Linked DNA regions of Homo sapiens: regions 1, 2 and 3 are each linked to region 4. The links are chromatin loops, found by intact Hi-C in ENCODE. Cell type or tissue: ascending aorta. All regions are shown on one strand.

What was found. Hi-C counts contacts between places; a loop is a spot of excess contacts. Peaks named below come from ENCODE experiments on the same cell type or tissue, not always from the same donor. Only the 100,000 strongest peaks of a DNase experiment are listed, where the experiment ranks them.
Region 1: a loop joins it to region 4, with 5 times the contacts of the local background. A loop is called at or near these places in 3 of 110 quality-filtered maps.
Region 2: a loop joins it to region 4, with 4 times the contacts of the local background. A loop is called at or near these places in 25 of 110 quality-filtered maps.
Region 3: it touches region 4 in a loop (4-fold over the local background); 30 of 110 quality-filtered maps call a loop at or near these places.

Annotation. Positions count from the first base shown.
Region 1 is chr21:33,965,663-33,970,662 of GRCh38, forward strand. LINC00649 (long intergenic non-protein coding RNA 649) reads left to right here. Exons shown (of 3, transcript NR_038883.2): 3 at 3,575-5,000. It overlaps LOC124905013 (a long non-coding RNA gene), which reads right to left and starts at 2,802. Exons shown (of 2, transcript XR_007067847.1): 1 at 2,571-2,802; 2 at 1,439-1,688. In ascending aorta, no CTCF peak of the experiment used is centred here; DNase peaks (open chromatin) are centred at 3,059 and 3,539; H3K4me3 peaks cover 1,383 bases; H3K27ac peaks cover 3,637 bases.
Region 2 is chr21:34,345,554-34,350,553 of GRCh38, forward strand. No RefSeq gene overlaps it. Among named protein-coding and RNA genes, the nearest start is that of KCNE2, 16 kb to the right of the region's middle. In ascending aorta, a CTCF peak has its summit at 2,552 (motif pointing left); DNase peaks (open chromatin) are centred at 588 and 2,548; H3K27ac peaks cover 2,748 bases.
Region 3 is chr21:34,199,404-34,204,403 of GRCh38, forward strand. No RefSeq gene overlaps it. Among named protein-coding and RNA genes, the nearest start is that of LINC00310, 21 kb to the left of the region's middle. RefSeq lists an enhancer at 4,254-5,000. In ascending aorta, a CTCF peak has its summit at 2,727; DNase peaks (open chromatin) are centred at 986, 1,889, 2,678, 3,422 and 1 weaker place; H3K4me3 peaks cover 2,066 bases; H3K27ac peaks cover 4,754 bases.
Region 4 is chr21:34,126,508-34,131,507 of GRCh38, forward strand. All of the region lies in intron 2 of MRPS6 (mitochondrial ribosomal protein S6), which reads left to right. Among named protein-coding and RNA genes, the nearest start is that of LINC00310, 52 kb to the right of the region's middle. RefSeq lists an enhancer at 3,139-3,683. In ascending aorta, a CTCF peak has its summit at 2,755 (motif pointing right); DNase peaks (open chromatin) are centred at 1,814, 2,354, 2,784, 3,254 and 1 weaker place; H3K4me3 peaks cover 2,823 bases; H3K27ac peaks cover 5,000 bases.

The sequences.
Region 1 (5,000 bases), 160 kb before region 4:
TATTATGTGCGTAGCATAATTATTGTGTGTGTATTATGTGCGTAGCATAATATATTGTGTGTATTATGTGCGTAACATAATATATTGTGTGTGTATTATGTGCGTAACATATTGTGTGTGTATTATGTGCGTAACATAATATATTGTGTGTATTATGTGCGTAACATAATATATTGTGTGTGTATTATGTGCGTAACATAATATATTGTGTGTGTATTATGTGCGTAACATAATATGTTGTGTGTATTATGTGCGTAACATAATATATTGTGTGTATGTGTGTAACATAATATATTGTGTGTATATTATGTGTGTAACAATATGTTGTCTGTATATTATGTGTGTAACATAATATATTGTGTGTCTATTATGTGTGTAACATAATATATTGTGTGTCTATTATGTGTGTAACATAATATATTGTGTGTCTATTATGTGTGTAACATAATATATTGTGTGTCTATTATGTGTGTAACATAATATATTGTGTGTCTATTATGTGTGTAACATATATTGTGTGTCTATTATGTGTGTAACATAATATATTGTATATACATTTGAAAATATTGTATATATAAAGTATATAACATAAAAATCAGAAATAAACATAAGGAATGTAAGTATTGAAATTACATTGTGAGCTTGCTTTTTGTACTCAGACCTTCCCCACAGTGTTAGGATGGTTTCATTGGCAAATAAAAGAAACTGAACCCAACCCAGCTTAGGACTTCAGGAAAATTGATTGAATGATTGCTTGATTGCTTCTATGATTGAAAACGCTGCCTCACCTCCAGGCCTCCCTGGCTTGATGCCCAGAGGGGCAAAAGGAGCTTCTCTTTTCTCCCAGCAGTCACATGTCAAATCCTAGATGAGCTCAGGCTGGCCTTACTTGGACACACGCCCCTCCCTTGGGCCTTTGACTTAGCAGGAAGGATGGGGGGCTAATTAGCCAGAACTTGAGGGGGCCAGACACTGTGACTGAACCCCCAGAATCAATACCATCAGCTTTGGGGAGAAGCAGCTCCCAGGAAAAAGAAACAGTAATTGCCTATAATCTTGCTTTTCTTTCCATGCTGACAAGAGACATTTTCCCTGAGACTGACAGAAAGCGCTGTGTTATAAAGAACTAGTCCTTTCTCTTAGCTGTTTTCATAATTCCAGGTGTTTTCTGTTCCAGTCAAAAGACTCGAGAAAAGAAAAATTTCCCAAGAGAGAGGATCAACTTCTTCTTTATTTTGGGAACAGTAGCTAAAATGTGGTCTCTGGACCCAGGCTAACCTAGATTTCAACACTGCATCTCCTGTGGAGTGTAGGAACTTGGGAATTTAGGTCCAGTTGGCCTTCACTTTCCCTGTTTGCAAAACAGAGATAAAATTATACCCCTCTTAGTTTTATGGTAAGGATTAGATAAAATAACACGTATTACCAAATAGCACAGTTCTTGGTAGATTTTCTTTTATTTACTTTCTCCTTCAAATACCCACTGGGTAATTTTTTACCCCTCGAGAAGCCTTGGAAAAGCAGTGATACTGGATGCATTCCCTTATCTTATCACTTGTCACATTCATTATGCTGAAATCATTCATTTAAGTGTGACTCTCTCTTTTATTTTCCATCAGGCGGCAGGTTCCTTGAGATCCAGGGCCATGTGTTATCCGTTTTGATGTCCCCAGTGTCAGACTTAATGCCTGGGAACACAATAGGAATTCAACCAATGTGGAGCTGCTGAACTATTGAACCACCAGATAGAGCTTTTGAGGGTGACCGATCGTTATTGCCTTTAGAAAAGCAAGATTGGTGGGTTACACCCACACAGAGCCAAGTTAGACTATTTTCTGGAATTTGTTTAACCCAGGGTATGTATTTACCTGGACCACAAAGAGAATGTTGATGTGACCAAGTCATCTTATAGGGGAATGGCAAGGAAGGGAAGAGGCAACAGGGAGTTACATGGCTGGGTTGGAATCTTAACTCTCCCGCCTACTTGCTTGTGGAATCTGAAGCAAGTTTTTTCATCTATTTCTACCTCAGTTTTCTGATTTTTAAAATGGTACAATAATACCAACTACATGGGACTATTGGGATAATTAAATGAGACAATGTATTTAAAAAGCCACTGCAGGCCGGGCGTGGTGGCTCATGCCTGTAATCCCAGCACTTTGGGAAGCCGAGCAGTTGGATCACTTGAACTCAGGAGTTCGAGACCAGCCTGGGCAACATGATGAAACCCCATCTCTACAAAAATACAAAAAAATTAGCCGGGCATGGTTGGCATTTGCCTGTAGTCCCAGCTACTCGGGAGACTGAGGTGGGAGAATCGCTTGAACCTGGGAAGCAGAGGTTGCAGTGAGCCAAGATTGCATCACTGAACTCCAGCCTGAGACCCTGTTTCAAAAAAAAAAAAAAAAAAAAAAAAAAAAAAAAAAAAAAAGCCACTGCCTTGAGGCATCAACATACAATATGGAAGAGTCCCTGAGCTGGGGCCACAGGGTTTGCTTGGTAGGCACTGTGTTTGTAGGAGTACAGTCTTAACTGCTGTAACAAAGGGGCTCCAAAGTACAGTGACTTACCAAGAGAGAAGTTGATCTGTTTCCATGTCACAGTCTGGAGGTCAGCAGGTCAGGGCTGCTGGGGTAGCTCCACATCCTTAATACGTGCTTTCCATTTCTGTGTCTAAGGAGATACCCTGGTTCTTCTCCTCTCCTTCCAGCAGTGGAAAGGGGGAAAGGGACTGGGCACAAGGGGTCGATGATACTACCAATTTTTTGAGGGCAAGATCAGGATGTGACCCTCATCACTTCTGCTGGCTTTACCTCGTCACATGACCATGGCTACTGCAAGGGAGACTGGGAAATGTAGTCTTTGGCCAGGCAGCCATGTTGCCAGCTAAAATTTATACTACAGAAGTATAGAAAAACAAAAATTGGGAGACAACCAGCCACCTGCCATAGCCACTTAGGACCTCACGAAAAAAGGCAAGAGTGATAGTTACCTCTCAAAAGGGCTCTTTGCTGGGTTCCCTTGGCAGCAAGTGCATAGTACAAAGTCTAACTCCCCATGAACCAGAAGGGAATTCAGGAAATGATTCAGGCTCCCTGGCTGACTCAAACACTCAGGATCCTGGAGAGAAAAGTAGCCATACACCCATTTGGGGCTTGGGGTTTAGTTTATAATAATAATAATGACTTTGGCACAGAAAACTTCCTGAGGGTTAATGAATGACTGGCTTGGATTAATAGCCCAAATCACTGCTGAAATCTATCAACTCCTTCCAGCTTCATATTAATCTACAGGAAATTCTTTGTATACCGAGCTATTACAGCTTCAATCTCACAAAATAAAAATGAATGGATGTTTCATTAGAACTTGGAAAAAAACTTGATCACCATTGTGGGTGGCCACCATGCTGTTATTATTTTTTTTCCAGGCACATTTCCTGCATTTCCTCCGGTTCTCTTTCTGGCTTCAATTTGCTGCAGTGGCAACAGCAGCAGCTGGCCCTCTAGACTAACATCTCCTTGCTATTTATAATACACTTTGCAATGCTCATTATTTCTTAACTTTGTCTTCCCAGATAGACTGGGAGCTCCATGAGGTCCGAGACAACCTGAAGACGCCCAGCTCAGCAGAGACTGGCTACGGCAATCACTCAGTAACTATTTGTTGAATTGGACATAATAGAAGAGCTGAAGAATTTTAAACAAGTCACCATCAGTGCAGTGGATTCCTCAAAGCAAACCTGGAAATCTCGGCATGAGTTGGATTTAAGGCAGTACATTTTCAGCTCCTGAAAATTTGAACAGTTTCTCAAGAGAACAACTTGAAACAGAAAGGCAAGGATGTAGATGTGGTTGTAGAAGATGATGTCTGCGGCCACCAAACTGTCCACTGTGAAGACAAACCATGCATGTTTAGTAGGCAGTGGCTCCTCTTCCCTGTGGGGAGTCCCACTGCTTCCCTGGCCTGGGTGTTCTCTGCCGGTAGATGTTATTGACAAAATAAGCAAAGTCCTCTGATTCTGAGAATTAGAGTTAATGATAGCTCTAGATTGCCTCTGCCATGCTATTTAAAGTCCTGCTTTATTGTCTGACATGAGTTCGGCATCTATGAGGACTTGTCCAGTGCAAAGTACAATCTCCACTGAAAGATATCACCAGCACATCTTGTCACTGTGCTGTAGCAAGCTGGGCAGTACAATGATGTTGGCAGGATCCTGTTTAGGTGGAGGATGGCCACCTGGGCATCAAGAATCTTCTACCCTGATTCCACATTGACTCCCCAAAGTGGGCTTCAGACAGCTCTTTACTTACGTCTTCTGATTAAAGCAGCAGACAGGGTCCCAGCTAGAGAAAAGTTCTGGGAGCAGGAGAGGTGTTGGTGGCTTTAAAACCAGGGGTGAAGATTGAATTAGGAGGTTAGGCAGGAGTAGGATCAAAGACTTAGAAAATGCTTGTTTCCTCCTATTATTCTTATGAGAGCTGATACGGGGCTTTCAGTTTTGGGGGAGAGCCTTGGAAGAGAATGAGGGAATTTAATCAACTAGCGGGACCTTTCCAACTTACATTTCCCAGTGTTTGTTGGATGATACGTTTGCCTAATAAGTTAAAGCTTCCAAAAATAGAAAGGAAAGCTTGGTGACACTAAGCTCTGGCATGCTGTCATCTTCTGGCTAGGGGTCTTGTGCTTCTGTTTTTCTATTTCTGACCAAAGACATAAAATGTGTTGTGACCTCTCAGGTAATGCTGTGGTATCATGTCCAAGCAGTAACTAACCAGAGTGGAGTTTTTACAGGTAAAAAAGTATTGAATAGCTCAGCAACAGGGAGGACTTAATGATAAATTGCTTTTTCAGAAAATGACAAGGGGACAGACACTTGCGGTTCTTCCATTGAGAGCCTTAAGGAAGTTAAGCGAAGCCTCTGCTCACCCCTTCAAGTAACGATGACCCATCAGATCGTGGTCATAACCAGTAGCATCTGAGGCACCCCTAAGCTCTCTGGG
Region 2 (5,000 bases), 220 kb after region 4:
TGAGTCACAAGACTGGGGGTGCAGAGGTGTGAAGGGAATGGTGGGTTCAGGATCAGCGTTCGGAGGGAATGTTTTATTGGGCTGTGCATCTCCTGACCCTGGAACATTCAAGCCTCCTTACTGACCCAGACAGTGGGTGGCTGATGGGAACCATATGCTGGAAGTCTTCCGGTGGGGCAGGAAGGGGCCTCATTCCAAACCCCATGCTGAGAAAGGAGCTGGCCGGCTCGGACCACTTATTGTCCCCTGCTGGGAGGGGTGACGCTGCGGCTTGCTGGACTATCTCCCCTTTGATGAAGAATGCCATCCTCTGGGATGGGCGGCAAAGAAAGGGCCAGCCTGTGACTTCTGTCAGCTCCCCCGCTGCATCTTAGATGTGCCTATCCTGGGAGATTTCCGGACCAGAAAACTCATCTTTAAAAAGCTTCGTACCTGCCCCAGGTCCCGGGGGATCCCATGTCCCGTCCTCCCCTCCGGCCCCAGCTGCAGCAAATGTCTCCTAACAGGGGCCCAACTCCCAGTAGCCACCTTAATCACATGGCAGGAGTGTCTATTTTCGTTACATAAACAGAGTTGTCTACATTTGGATTCCGGGGCTGGCTACAGGAATTTGTAAACAGCGTGGTGTACGTGTTTCACAGAAAGTTGCCAGGCTGTGCTCTCTTTCCCACTGCCTGTTGTCCAGTTTTCCCTTTTATAGAGAGTCTGGCTGGGAAAGAGAGACAGAACTTATTTGGGAATAGAGGACAATCTCTCAGGCAAATTCCTCTCCCCCCACCCTAGTCACCGCTACCTCCTCGGCTTCAATTTTGAGGTCTGATTCAAAATTAAGACCCTTCTGAATTATGAATCCCTCCTAAATGCTAGCTTCTATAGATATAAATATAAACCTCATGGAAAACAAATTTGGGGAGATTTTATTCCCAGAAGGGTAACAAGGAATTTTGAAGTTTGAGGTAGATTTTAAAAACTCTTGGACACTGCTGTCCCTATCTGAGCTGAGATCCCACATAACATCATGACATTCCACTGGTCTCCTACTTCCCCCAGGAGCTGTCTTGAGCTTGCAGCAGAGGCTTTTAAGGCTCTGGAGTGAGGGCAGCAGTAGCCCCAAGGAAAAGAGGGGTGCCCACTTTTTCCTTTCATTTAATAACCATTAATGAAGCATCTATTGAGATTAGATTCTGTGTTCAGCACTGTGGGCCTGAGAAGATGTTTAACACAAATCATTGGTGTCAAAAAACTGCAGCGAGGCCGGGCATGGTGGCTCACACGTGTAATCCCAGAACTTTGAGAGGCCAAGGCCGGCAGATCACTTGAGGCCAGGAGTTCGCCATCAGCCTGGCTAACATGCTGAAACCCCATCTTTATTAAAAATATGAAAATTAGCCGGGCGTCGTGGTTCACACCTGTAATTCCAGCTACTCGGGAGGCTGAGACAGAGAATCACTTGAATCCAGGAGGTGGAGGTTGCAGTGAGCCGAGATCGCGCCACTGCACTCTAGCCTGGGAGACAGAGCGAGACTACACCTTAAAAATCAGACAAACAAACAAACAAAAAACCTGCAATGAAAGATGGACTTGTTAAGAGTCACTGAGATGGATTTGGGATGGCAGAGTGGATTTGCTGAAGGAATGAATGAAAAATAGGTCTGTGACTGACAATGAAGCCTGTTACAGTGGTTGAAGTTGAATCTGCATCTTAAATTCAGTGTAGGCTAACTTTTGCTCTAACCGAAAGCTAGGGTCACAAGCCATCCTGCTTTGCCTGGGACTAATGGGATACTCAGGACACAGGATGGAAAAGTTCTCAGGCAAACTAGTGCAAATTGGCCACCCTACTTAAAATTCAAAGAAAAGAGAACGAGGAAGAAAACTCCTGTGTAGGAACTATCCAAACTAGGAAAAATAACCATGAGAGGTCACTGGGACATGAAGCATATATGAGCAGTTATTTTTCTCCTTTTATGGGAGAATGAAGAAAAAGAAAATAATCTACCCATGTAGAAAGAAATAGAGGGAAATTAATGAGTTATGAGAAAATGGGCATTGACAATCAAAACAAAAGGGCTTACATTCTTAAAACATTCTCGAACAAACCTGGCATTAAACAAAGCTACTGATACATTTTAACTTCATCTGCACAGATAACTGCAAAGAAATGCATGGCTTTTAATCACTCCAAATGCTGTAAGGGTCTGAACACATCCATTTCCCAAGAGCATCTGTGTTCAGAACAGGTGAAGTTAGAATAAGCAGCGGTTTAAAATAATGTTTAGTAAGAAAAGTTTAATGTTATACCTAGATGTTGTATTTCTTTACCGGTTGCTGTAAAGTGTATCCTTTTTAGAAAGACGTGCAGATGTTAATAGTTAATGATTTTCAAGGAAGCAAGGATGTCTGCTATTTTAATAAAGAGCTTACTGTGCTAGAAATGTCATAGTTAGTCTGGAAGCATGCACCGTGATGTCAGATCAGTTGAGGGCTCTGGCAAAGTGTAGCTGGTCCCTTGGATTAATAAAGCTCAGATTTGGCGCCACCTGGCGGCAGCTACCCAAATTTCAGGTACAGAACCCAGGAAGAGAGAAACACATCGCGCATTTTAAGCTTAGCCAGTGGCAGAAGGCCAGGCGCGGTGGCTCACGCCTGTAATCCTAGCACTTTGGGAGGCCGAGGCAGGAGGATCGCTTGAGCCCAGGAGTTGGAGACCAGCCTGGACAACATGGCGACATCCCATCTCTACAAAAAATACAAAAATTAGGCGTGGTGGCGCGTGCCAGGCTGAGGTGGGAGGATCTGTTGAGCCCAGGAGGTCAAGGCTGCAGTGAGCCCTGACTGCAACACTACACTCCAGCCTGGGTGATAGAGTGAGACCCTGTCTCAAAAAAAAAAAAAAAAAAAAAAAAAAAAAAAAAAAAAGGCAGCAAAGGCCATTTCTATCACCAAAAGCAATATTTTATGCATTTTTGAATTGTGAGTTGTGCAAAAGAACCTGGGTCCTCTTGTCCAAAACTTTTCATTCAGAGTATGAGTTTTTGTAGCCTTTTTTTCTCAGCTGTCAGATGAGGTTCTTTGTAACTACCTTGCAGGGTTGGCATAAAACCAGAGCCATGGTATATAAAGTTTCTTACACCATGAAATACTACGCAGCCACAGAAAAGAACAAGATCAAGTCCTTTGCAGGAACATGGATGGAGCTGGAGGCCATTATCCTTAGCAAACTAACACAGGGACCAAAAACCTGATACCGTGTGTTCTCACTTATAAGTGGAAGCTAAATGGTGAGAACCGATGGACACAAGGAGGGGAACAACAGACACGGGAGCCTACTTGAGGGTGGATGGTGGGAGGAGGGAGGGGAGCAGGAAAGACAACTATTGGATACTAGGCTTAGTACCTGGGTGACAAAATAATCTTTACAACAAACCCCCATGACACAAGTTTATCTATATAACAACCCCTGCACGTGTACCCCCAAACCTAAAATATAAGTTTTTTTTACAAGAAGCTATTACTTTAAATAAATAAATAAATAAATAAATAAATAAATAAGGTTTCTTGCACATTGCCTGGCACTCAGGAGTTGCTCAATAAATGGGAGTAGCTGAGCTGGTAGCAATGGCTGCTGACGTTACTGATGGGCAGGGTGAACCTGAAAGTGCTGGCTGTGGGCTGTAGGTTCAGATTGCACTTGAACTTTGCTGCCACCAGTAATTTCCTGAGAGTGGATAATGCAGGGTTGCTTGAACAGTCGAGACACATGAGAATCTGAAAGTGCTGCTGGAGCCTGGGCTCTCTAACGGAAGCAGAGCACAAGGTCAAGTTTCCTGGGCAAGACCTTTCCCAGAGGCTCGAACAAGGACCTAAGTTCTTGCCCAACCTTTGACAAGTTTCCAGAGATGTTATGAAGAGGAGACAGTTCTTTCTGAGACTGGGCAAACAGGGAAGGTAGTGAAAAATGCTAATAATTTGTTTTGTTTTGTTTTTGAGACGCAGTCTCGCTTTGTTGCCCAGGTTGGAGTGCAGTGGCACCATCTCGGCTCATTGCAACCTCTGCCTTTTGGGTTCAAGTGATTCTCCTGCCCCAGCCTCCCCAGTAGCTGGGACTACAGGTGTGCACCACCATACCTGGCTAATTTTTGTATTTTTAGTAGAGACAGGGTTTCACCATATTGGCCAGGCTGGTCTTGAACTCTGAGCTCAGGCAATCTGTCCACTTCAGCCTCCCAAAGTGCTGGGATTACAGGTGTCAGCCACCACACCCAGCCTAAATACTAAGAATTTTTAAAGAAGGAATTGATGCTTATAGAATTTTGGTTCCTTTTTCTGTAGAATCAATAGGCTGGACTAGATCATCTTTAAGGCCCCATATAGTTGTTTTGTGTTTTTTTGAGACAGGGTCTTGCTCTGTTGCCCAGGCTGGAGTGCAGTGGTACAAGCCCAGCTCGCTGCAGCCTTGACCTCCTAGGCTCAAGTGATTCTCCCCCATCAGCCTCTCGAGTTGCTGGGACCACAGGCATGCACCACCACACCTGGCTAATTTTTATTTTTCTTTGTAGAGTCAGGAGTCTCACTACATTGCCCAGGCTGGTCTCAAACCTGGGCTCAAGTGATCCTCCCAATTCTGCCTCTTGAAATCCTGGGATTACAGGCGTGAACCACCACCCTTGGCTAATTCTAACATTCTTGAATCCTAAGAGTTCATGACCAAGGAATACAAAAAGCACAGCCCTGTTGGTGAGGATTTGGAGCAGCTGGATCTTCATTCATTACTGGTAGGGATGTAAAATGGTCTAGCAACTCTGAAAACTCATCTGGCAGTTTCTTATAAAATTAATCATGTACCTGCTATGTAACCCAGAGATTGCCCAAAGAAATGAAAATGTATGTTCACACCAAAACCTGTACATGAACTTTCATAGCATCTCTATTTGTGATAGCAAAAGCTGGAAATAACTCAGAGTAACAGATATTTAATGGTTAAATATTCATATGATGGG
Region 3 (5,000 bases), 73 kb after region 4:
TGAGAAGCCTGTATTGAATTGCTTTTCTTTAAGTTGTATTTTGTGTTTAGTTGAAGTGCCCAATCCTCCCATTCAGTTTTCAGGGGAGGCAGGTGTGGTGGTGGTGCACACCTGTAGCCCTAGCTACTCTGGAGGCTGACGTGGGAGGATTGCTTGAGCCTAGTGAGCCGTGATTGCAGCTCTGCACTGCACTGCACTGGCGGGGTCGCAGCAAGATCCTGTCTCCAAAAAAAAAAAAAAAAAAGTTTTAAGTGGTTTTCATGGTGCCTCAAGGCTCTTCTGCCTGTAGGACTGACTGCTGTGCAGGGCTCTGGCCCTGGAGTTTAGATTAACAGCAGGAAGCCTCTTGTTTACATGGATCCACATGGCTGCAGCTTCCTAGCCAAGGGACCTCAGGACAGTACAAGGTTCTGTTCCTGGTTGACGCTCCAGTTGGTGCTGGGTGGGCCTCAGGTTGCCTCAGTTTTAGCTGTATGTTTGAAAAAGTGATGCCCTAATGATCCACTCTAGAAATAAGGCAGAGAGAATCAGGAAATAGGGTTTTTAAGTTGCTCAAACATCGCTCCATAGATTATCACATTTACTCCTTGGGCAGGTTTTTTCTTTATTTTATTTATTTATTTATTTTGAGACAGAGTGTCGCTCTGTCTCCCGGGCTGGAGTGCAGTGGTGCCATCTCGGCTCACTGCAACCTCCGCCTCCCAGGTTCAAGTGATTCTCCTGCCTCAGCCTCCCCAGTAGCTGGGATTACAGGCGCACGCCACCACGCCAGGCTGGGCAGGTATTTTTATTATTAGCCCCGTTAAAAAGTTTTTTATCGAGATGAAATTCACATAACATAAAAGTAACCATTTTAAAGCATGCACAATCCAGTGGCACTTAGTACCTTCACAGTGTCATGCAGCCAGCTCCTCTATCTGGTTCTAAAACATTTTCATCACCCCCAGAGGAAACCCCATGCCCATTAAGCAGTGACTTCCTATTCTCCCTGCCCCCAGCCCCTGGCAACCACCAGCTGTGTTTTGTCTCTGTGGATTTACGTGTTCTGGATATGTCACGTAAATGGAATCACAATATTTCATCACATATTGTGTGTGGCCTTTTGTGTCTGTTTTTATCACTTAGCATGTTTTCCAGATTCATCCATGTTGTAGCAAGTGTCGTAATTTCCTTCCTTTTTTATGGTTGGGTAATATTGCATTTTCTTCATTCGTTGATGGACACTTGGATTGTTTCCACTTTTGGCTCTTGTGAATAATTCTGCCTTGAACATTTGTGCACAAGTATCGTTTTGGGTACTTGTTCTTAATTCTTTTGGGTATATGACTAGGAGTGGAATTGCTGGCTCATAGGGTAATTCTCCATTTACCTTTTGAGGATTTATTAGCCTCTTTTTAAAAGTGAGGAGTCTGAGGCTCAAAAAAAATTATAAGTTGTCTAAAGTCACAGGAGAAGTATATGACGGGCCTGGCGTGGTGGCTCATGCCTGTCATCCCAGCACTTTGAGAGGCCGAGGCAGGTGGATCACCTGAGGTCAGGAATTCGAGATCAGCCTGGCCAACATGGTGAAACATCATCTCTACAAAAATACAAAAATTAGCCAGGCATGGTGGTGAAGGCTTGTAGTCCCAGCTACTCAGGAGGCTGAGGCATGAGAATCGCTTGACCTCAGGAGGTGGAGGTTGCAGTGAGCTGAGATGGTGCCACTGCACTCCAGCCTGGGCAACAGAACAAGACTCCATCCCCCCCCAAAAAAAAAAAAAAAAAAAAAAAGAGGAAGAAGAAGTATATGACCCAGCCAGGATGAGGAACTGGAGTTCATACTACCTTCATTCAAGGGCCCTGACTGCCGGGAACAGCGTTCATTCACTCATCAAACATCTTGTGAGGGCCAGGGCTGCCTTTGTGGCAGATTTAACCATAGCTTTCAGAAAGGAGCTTCCTAATGCAGTCACTCCAGGAGCAAATAAAACAAGGGGCTATTTTAAATCAAAAATCAACACGACTGGCTCACACATAAATTCCATTAAGCCAACACTCTATTTGAACACGCTGCTGAGCCAGGCGTCTTGTCTTGCTGCATCTTTTAACTTGAAGGTGGGCATTTCAGCCTGCACAATAAGGTCCACTCCCCTTAGTTCTAATTTCCTGCCACCTTCTGCATTTCTTGTTCGACCCTGGGGGTGGGGGAGTACTGACTTGGTCCTGAATCACTGTCGCGATTGGGATCTGTGAAAGTCACTGCAGAAAGATAATTTAAGGGGTTAAATGTCAGGGACAGGAGAGAGTAAGGTCCTGGTTTTAGTTCCGGCTTAACTGGGGGATGAGGGAGATTAAGAGGAGGTGAGGGAGGGGGCAGGGTTTAGCTTGATAATCTTATTTTGCAGTGGTTTCTGGGGGGATTTTACGATGAAGAGGTAAATTCTAAGGTTTGCTGTCGACTGTTTCCAGCTCCCTGGCGCACTTTCCGTGCAGCGAGGGGACGTCCAAAGGCTGCAGCAGAGCTGGGTTAGAAAACAGGCTCCCACCCGCCCTCTACTCCCCTCCCTGGCCCCGCTGACCTGATTAATCAGAGCCCTGCAAAGCCCACTGAGGAGGGCTCCTGGCTAATCTCATCTCCGCACCCACGCGGGGACAGACACCTCCGCTCGGCCAATGAGACGCAATTCTGCAAACTCGGCTGAGCGGTGGAAAATTCCATGCTCTCGGCGCTGCCCTCGGTGGCGGCCCTGGCGGGATCGCGCGCTCGGAATGCCGCAGCCCGGCCGCCGAGTGGCCACCAGCTGGGGAAGAGCTGAGCGAAACCGCCCCGGGGTCCAGGCGTTTTGCCACGAGTCGCCGTGCGACAAGTTGGGGTCTCCCTTGTTCTCCCACCTCTCTGCACCAAAAGCTCTTGAAGCAAATTAAAGAAAGCAGGCGATGCTTGTATCATTGCGGAGTGGGGAATGGAGCTGGGGGACAAATGGTGACATTCTCCCTCCCTCCGTGTGTGTGTGTGTGTGTGTGTGTGTGTGTGTGTGTGTGTGTGTGAGAGAGAGAGAGAGAGAAAGAGGCCACAGTCCTCCACCCCCACGCTTGCCCACCCAAGTTATAAATCCTGCCTGTAATTGTCCCCCTGCCTCCACCAGGCTTTCAACCCAGAAATCGTGGGGGAGAATGAAGGAGGCACCTTTCTAGATCAATCCACCTATGAACTATGGTGCCCTTTTAGAAGTGGCCGGTGGGTCCTAGAGAGCAAAGGGTGATGAGTTCGCAAAGGTGGACGAAGGAGACCAAGACCAGCAGTCAAAACCAATGGAGCAAGACCGGTGCCATGATTCAGAGACGCACAGAAAATTCCAGGGCCACCGAGAAGGGACACGTTGCGCATTCTGCCAGCGCAGGGGAGGAGGGGATGGAGGCGAGATGGAGGACAGGACTTTGCCAGCCAGGGAAGGGGGAGGCGCCCCGAGCCTGCGTTCCAGTCCCCGGAGCTGGGGCCGCAGCTTTTCCGCGAGGTTGGTCTGTGTTAGGAAATCCTATCTTTCTTAACTCTGTGTGAATTATGGCAATACCTCCCTGTTATTTCAGAGGATCCAGGCCTGTTTCTGCTCCTTGCAAATGTGAAAGACCCTGGTGAACGCAGTCCAAAAATTTAGAATGCGACCTGGTGCACAGCGCTCAGCTCGAGGAGACTTACAATGGTTTCTTCTGCCATCTGCATCGGGCAGGGGTGGGGAACTGTGGGCCCCAAGCTATCTGGGAGGAGGGAAGAGAAAGAAAGGGGGAAATACAGGTTCTTGAAACAAAGTAGGAAGCTTCAGCAAGAATCCACGGAGAAGCCCTGAGGTTGAGTCTAAAGCCCTGAGGTTTAGTAAACAAAGCCCAGCACATGGGACCTGAAACCTGGATGCCCCGGTTCTGCTAGTGACCAGTTGAAGGTCCTGGGGAAATCTCACCCTTCAGAGTCTTAGTTTTCGCCTCTGTAAAATCAAGGTCATAACCATTTCTGCCCCATCTAATCGAGTAAGGTCTTTAGTGAGACCCAAATAAAATAAAACTACGTCTATGAAACAGTAAAGAAGTATAGGGAACTGTTTTTCATCCATGTGCACAAGCAATGTAAAATCTATGTTGTTTTAATTCGATTAACTTCAAGAAAGAGCCCCAGCTAAATTAATCAATCAATACATATATTAATATATTCAGTAAATATTTGTTGAGCACCTACTCAAGGCCCTGGAGGGCCTTGTTGAACCCTCCAGGCCCTGTTCTGTGCCTGGAGGGATACACAGCTGAACAAAACACAAAAAGCTCTGCTCTTAGAAAGCTTAGATTGGAGGAGACCGGTGATAAAATAAATAGGAAAAATCTTTTTTTTTTTTTTCCTGTTTAGGCAGTGGTAAGTGATATAGAGAAAAAGAAAGCAGGAAAGGGGGATGGGGAAATGCGGGGTGAGAGTGCTTTAGAATAGGGTGATGAGGAGGCCTCATGGAGAAGATACTCTTTGAGCAGAGACCTGACAGGGAGATGGGGGGGTGAGCTCCATGGATTTCTAGGGGAAGAACATTCTAGAAGTGGGCAGCCAGCAAGTGCAGTGGGTCTGAGGGGAGACGGTGGCCTTTCCTGTTGGAGGAACAGGAAGGCCGGCACTGTCCTTGGAGGGGTATGAGTGCCAGGGTCAGAGGCTGATGGGGGGGCAGGTCCGGATAGAGTTTGTAGGGCCTTGAAGGTGACCTGAAGGGCCGACTTTTGCAGTGAGTGTTCCTGACAGCTGGGGGGGGGCACGACTGAAGCTCTGCCTTGGGTCTTACCTGGCCGTAAGGCAACTCCATTTTTAGCTTGGATCCTGGCAGGCAACCAACAAGCATTTATTGCAGGGCTGGCTGTGTGTTCTCGGCTGCGCTGGGAGCTCTGTGAATATCCGGAGATATAACAGGGATCCTTAGCTTTGGGGAGGCCACAGACTTGCTGTGAATAGAATTTAGCTGCAAAAGGCAGTTAGTGACCAATGCAAGACT
Region 4 (5,000 bases):
TGAGGCGTTGCTAGGCAACAGGAAATGCACAGTGGCTAGGCTTCTTCCACAGTCATAATAACAATGAGGGATGGAGAGCATGTGTGTCTGTCTGTCTGTTTCTTTTAAACTTAATCACAAATGGGTGTGGTTTTAACAGCGCAGTTATGGATCCTTTTGCCTTTTTTGTTGAAAGAGGAGCATATAAAAACTGTCCGAGAGTCATTAGCGCAGTTCTTGGATGGAAGGCAGTGAAGAAGTCAGTTTCTCCACTCATGTAGTACTTCCAGGGGTTTCTGCCCTTTTTTCAAGTAGAGGATTTGACTTTGTTGAGAGTTGGCATGACCAGCATCCTAGGATCTGCACTAACACGTAGCCTGAGTAATGCTGACGTCACTTGTCTGAGGACCAGGCTCAAGAACTGCTGTGTTCACTCAGTTCATTTTCAGACCTCTGTGTGCAGTGGTGGGGGTTGGGGGTGGGTAGCCGTTTCTCTTTATGGGTGGAATAAATTCAGGTCCTGGAGGAGCCCACTGGGACCAAGCCAGAACTGCTGAGAACACTAGCCCTACTTCTGGGTTCCCCCCTGGCAAAGGTGCATGTGCCTCGCTGAGGAATATGTTGCAGTCACTTAGTTCATTGACTTTTAAAGATTTTATTGCTGGTTCTTTTACTTTCAGACTCCTCAACAAACAGAAGCAGTGTTCTGTATTACATATGTGTATTATATATAGACACAGAAAGGTAGTGCCCAGCTGCAGTGGGGGAGGTTCATGCTTTAAGCCTATTTTCTGGGATAAATCAGTGTCTGGTATTTATTTGTTAAAGGTAATGTTTTTTAAAGTGTGGTCTCTGAAACGCTAATTCCGTAGAGATGCTCCATCAAAAAAGGAGAAGTAGGGTGTGTGTGATCAATTAGATGTGGGAAGCCTTACATGATCGAATTCCTTCTAGAGGTTCACAGTGCACATTGGCACATAAATGATGAGAAGCCCTTCAGTAAGATCCGTTCATTAATTCACTGTATTTGATTATGCTACATTTTATTTCTATAATACTCGTGAACATTCTCCACAGTGACTTTTGGGAAATGAGGATGTGAGAGGCAAGTGTAGTTTGAAGTTACCCGAATAAAGATTTGGAATTGGGCGATAACGTTTATGTGTCTGCAGTGTGGAGCTTAAGGTTAGTCTGATATTCTCTTGGCTTCAGGCAGTGGCCCCATAATCACTAACCCTAACCATGGCAGTACCAGGTATTTTGTTCATTTGGCAAATTCTTTATGTGCATTAATCCATAGCCACAGAAAGTGTTAGAAACATGTAATAAGTGGATTATGTACTGGGAGACTTGCTTTTCTGAAGTGGTTGAGAAGAAACAGTGGTTTTATTGGTTACACGTTTAGCATTCAAAGTTTTGGCTCTTTTTGAACAGCCCTAGAGGCTATGACACGTATCCGAAATTACGGCAAGGCGCTGATTTGAAACCTGACAGTGGTGTGCGAGAGCCAGCTTTTGGCTGGCTAATGGAGTGAGCCTAGATGTTTCTGAGAGTCCACATTCTATCATGGTACTGTTGGTATCGTGTGTTTGTTGCTTTTACGTTTTGTGGGGAGAAATGGTATGTCCTAGTGGTGTCCACAGGTCTCAGGTTGATTCTCACAATTGTCGTGGTTCCTGGTCTCAAGGAGTTTTCAGTCTAATCAGAGAGTTGGCTGCATAATGCTAACCTAGGCACCGGCTGAGGGAGTGTGTGTGAAAGTGCCCAGCACAGCAGGAGTAAAGCTAAGCCTGGGGCTGACGGGTAGGTATCTCTGTTCCAATGACTTCACTGTGTATTGGGCAATTGCCTCTACTGTTCTCCCATGCCCAGCCCCCTCCGCCCCCCAAATCAACCGCCTTATCACGTACATGCCCAGTAGGCTGGAAGAAAAGAGTAGGTAAGGGAGAGCCTGTTGCTTTAGGGTTATCTGGGAAATCTGCCCAGAGGAGGAGGAGAGTATACTTTGGAAATGATACCTGATGTTTATTATTATATCAAGACTGTTTCCAGTTTATGCCAAAAATAAAAATATAGTCATTATATTTCAAATATTAGTTTGGTCAGACTCCACTTTAGAAACAGGTTGTGTTCCAGAAATTTGCCTGTAAGTCTGTTGTTTATAACTGAGAACTTATTTTCCCAGTGGAACAACTTGATGGTTAAGTTCCCAGACTAGTCCACAGAGATTTTCTTAATTCATAATCTCTGAAGGTCAGTAGAACTGGGGGAGTCATGCGTGTTCAGCTGAGGACCATTTTAAACCTGTTTTTGAAAATGCAATTCAGTGTTCCCCTTGGCAGCAGAATGGGGCCTGGATTGGGCCACCCTTATCAGGGATTGGGACAATATCTCAGCCCTCTAACTTGTTAACACTAAATAAATCATTGGTGCATGACCTGGAGCTGGGTGGCTCAGAGGCCTGGGAGTCACTCCCAGCTCTGGATTTGCTGGGGTCTCTTTCAGGTCCCCGAGATTACCTCCCCTTTGTGTCTGCACGTGCTCACCCTGACACCCTCATCTGCTCTGCGGGACAGACAAGGTGTTGGTGTGGAAAATTCTTACTGTATTCCTGGGCGTTTGGAAGGGGAAGATGTCATTTATGTTAGAGGGAGCAATGACAGGAGAGGCTCATTTAGACCCGTGCTATAAAGGGGCAGGCATCTTACTGAATGATAGTAACAGTCACCCTTTGCCAGAACCACGTCACTCACTCCAGGGCTGCACGGAGCTTATGGTTCTCGGTTCTCTTTCCACTAGATGGGGCTGAGCTGAGACTGAGAGGAAACTATACAAAAAGTGCGGTCGTATTTCAGCGTTGGGCTTGTGCTGCTTTGTAAAAGGATGCCTCTGCTCTGTTTCTACCGGGTCTGATTTTATGGCAGTGAGATTGGGCTGGCTTCCAAATGCCTGTGTATAAGAACTCTTAAGTAGAAGGTGTTTTTCTTGCCTGTTTTGCCCGTTCTTTGCCTGTTCTCATCTGCTTTAAAATTTGGATAGGTGCTTATAGCAGAGATCTGCTGGCCTACATATAAGATGCCCTTCTATTTACGGGTAAGCAGAATGATAAAAATAACCAGCTCCATGGTGAATCAGTGGAATTTTACTGACTCGCTTCCCAAATGTGTCTGCAGCTTACTCCATGAGCACTGGCACCCTCTCTAGAGGAGATTGATTCTCCTCTGTAGTTTTCCCGTTAGCTAACATTTCCATGTTCTCGTGCCTTTCTGCCAGTGTTCTGACCCCGTTCTCGTGTGTAGGTACTCCACACCAGGTTTTCAGACAGGGCTGCTGTGGCCTTGGAGGTTTCTTTTTAGTGGCAGTGCCCCAAGATTTGTAAGGATTCTGCAGCAGGTTTAGTGTTAGTGGTTTTGAAAATGTATGAGACCCAACAGATATAAAAAGAAATGGGGCTTTTCCATGCAGAGGGTACCTCAGTTTGAAGGTGAATAATTCACTGCCTCGGTGAAGCCTGAATGCAACAAGGTTTAACTGAGACGGTCTAGGAACTGGCATTTAGACAGATCTGTTTCCTATCTTCAAAAAGGCTCAAGGATGCTTCAGGGCTGCAAAGCCCTCCCATCCCCCTCCCCCATCCCCCCACCCACTGTGAGCCACTGAGTGCTTCAGTGGAAATTTCCACTTGTCTGCTAGGGAGAAGGGGAGGGTGAGAGAGAGACAAAGAATGTAACTCAAATTCAAGCAAGCTCTTTTTATGGAAAACTTGTAAATACAGGGTTAAGACAAAAGTGAATAAAGAAAATACAACCTTTACATTTAAGGGCACTGTCAGAAAATACAGTTTTCCCCCTGGACAACTAGGGGAGTCGGGGAAGGGCTGGCAGCACCGGGCAGTCTGCATGGTGACTGAATGGTGGAGGGGCTAGGCCTCTCCAGGGGAGGGGCAGAAGGGACATGAGAGCTGCTGGCTCTCTTACAACCATGCTGCTGTGAATGGAGTGTTTTTGGTGGCATTGTTTTCCAGTATTGGGGCACAGTCTGTCTTGGGGAAGCCATTTCTCTGAGTGTTTTCAGATCTCTAGAGGGTTTGGGCCATGTAGTAGAGAGTTTTGTAGCATGTGAGTGTCTTAAGAAATATAAAGGAGGGCACATTATCACCTGGAAGATCACGTGGGCAAGTTCTACCTAGGAAGAAGTTCACTATTGCTCCAGCTTTCAAACACTGTTATCTGCAGTGAGAAATGCATTAGTGTCCTGAACCTTTCTTGGTTACTTCTTGCCTGGCATCAGTCATCTCCTCACTTCCACTTCTGCAGAGTTAGTGTGGGTCAAAGTTACGTGCTTTTCTATAGAAAAGAGAGATGCTTTTGTGAAGCTGATAGCAACTTCATAGAAGTGGTGATTCTATAATTAGCACCACACATGTAAAAACAAACCTTTAAAATGTAAACACTGCTCGGCTTTGTGTTCAAGGCAATGTTGGTGCTTGCATGGACCCTGGCTACCTGGTAGGCGGAACCATGTCACTTGTGCCATGTAGCACATGGTCGAAGGTGCTGGGAATGTGTAACGTAATTAGATTTTAGACTGTTTTCCCAAAATGAGCTGTGTACTTATTGATTCAATCACCAAGAGTAGAAGTGGAAAATGGAAAACTAGCTATTTGGAGAGCTTTTGTTAAGTAAGAATGTCAGCTTTGGGGCATGTCTAGTCAGTTGCAATGTAGTCAAATCCAGACGTTTGTGCCTTGAGTGAGGAGTTGATCGTGAGTCCACGTGCGTTAGGACTTCTGGTCTTGTGTTTTGATTCTGCCTAGTTTGGCTGGGGAAGAAGCAGACACTGATAGCTCATTGTGGTTGTGGAGTCCTCTTGATTCTCTCTTTTCCCAGGGTCAGGAGGAAGTTGGGGCAGAGGGCTCTAACTCCCCTGGAGACACTGAGCCCCTTTTCTGGTCACCTTCCCTTGAACAGCAGCTCCTCTGATTGTTAGAATGGTTTCTCCATGGCAACCTTCATGAGGAT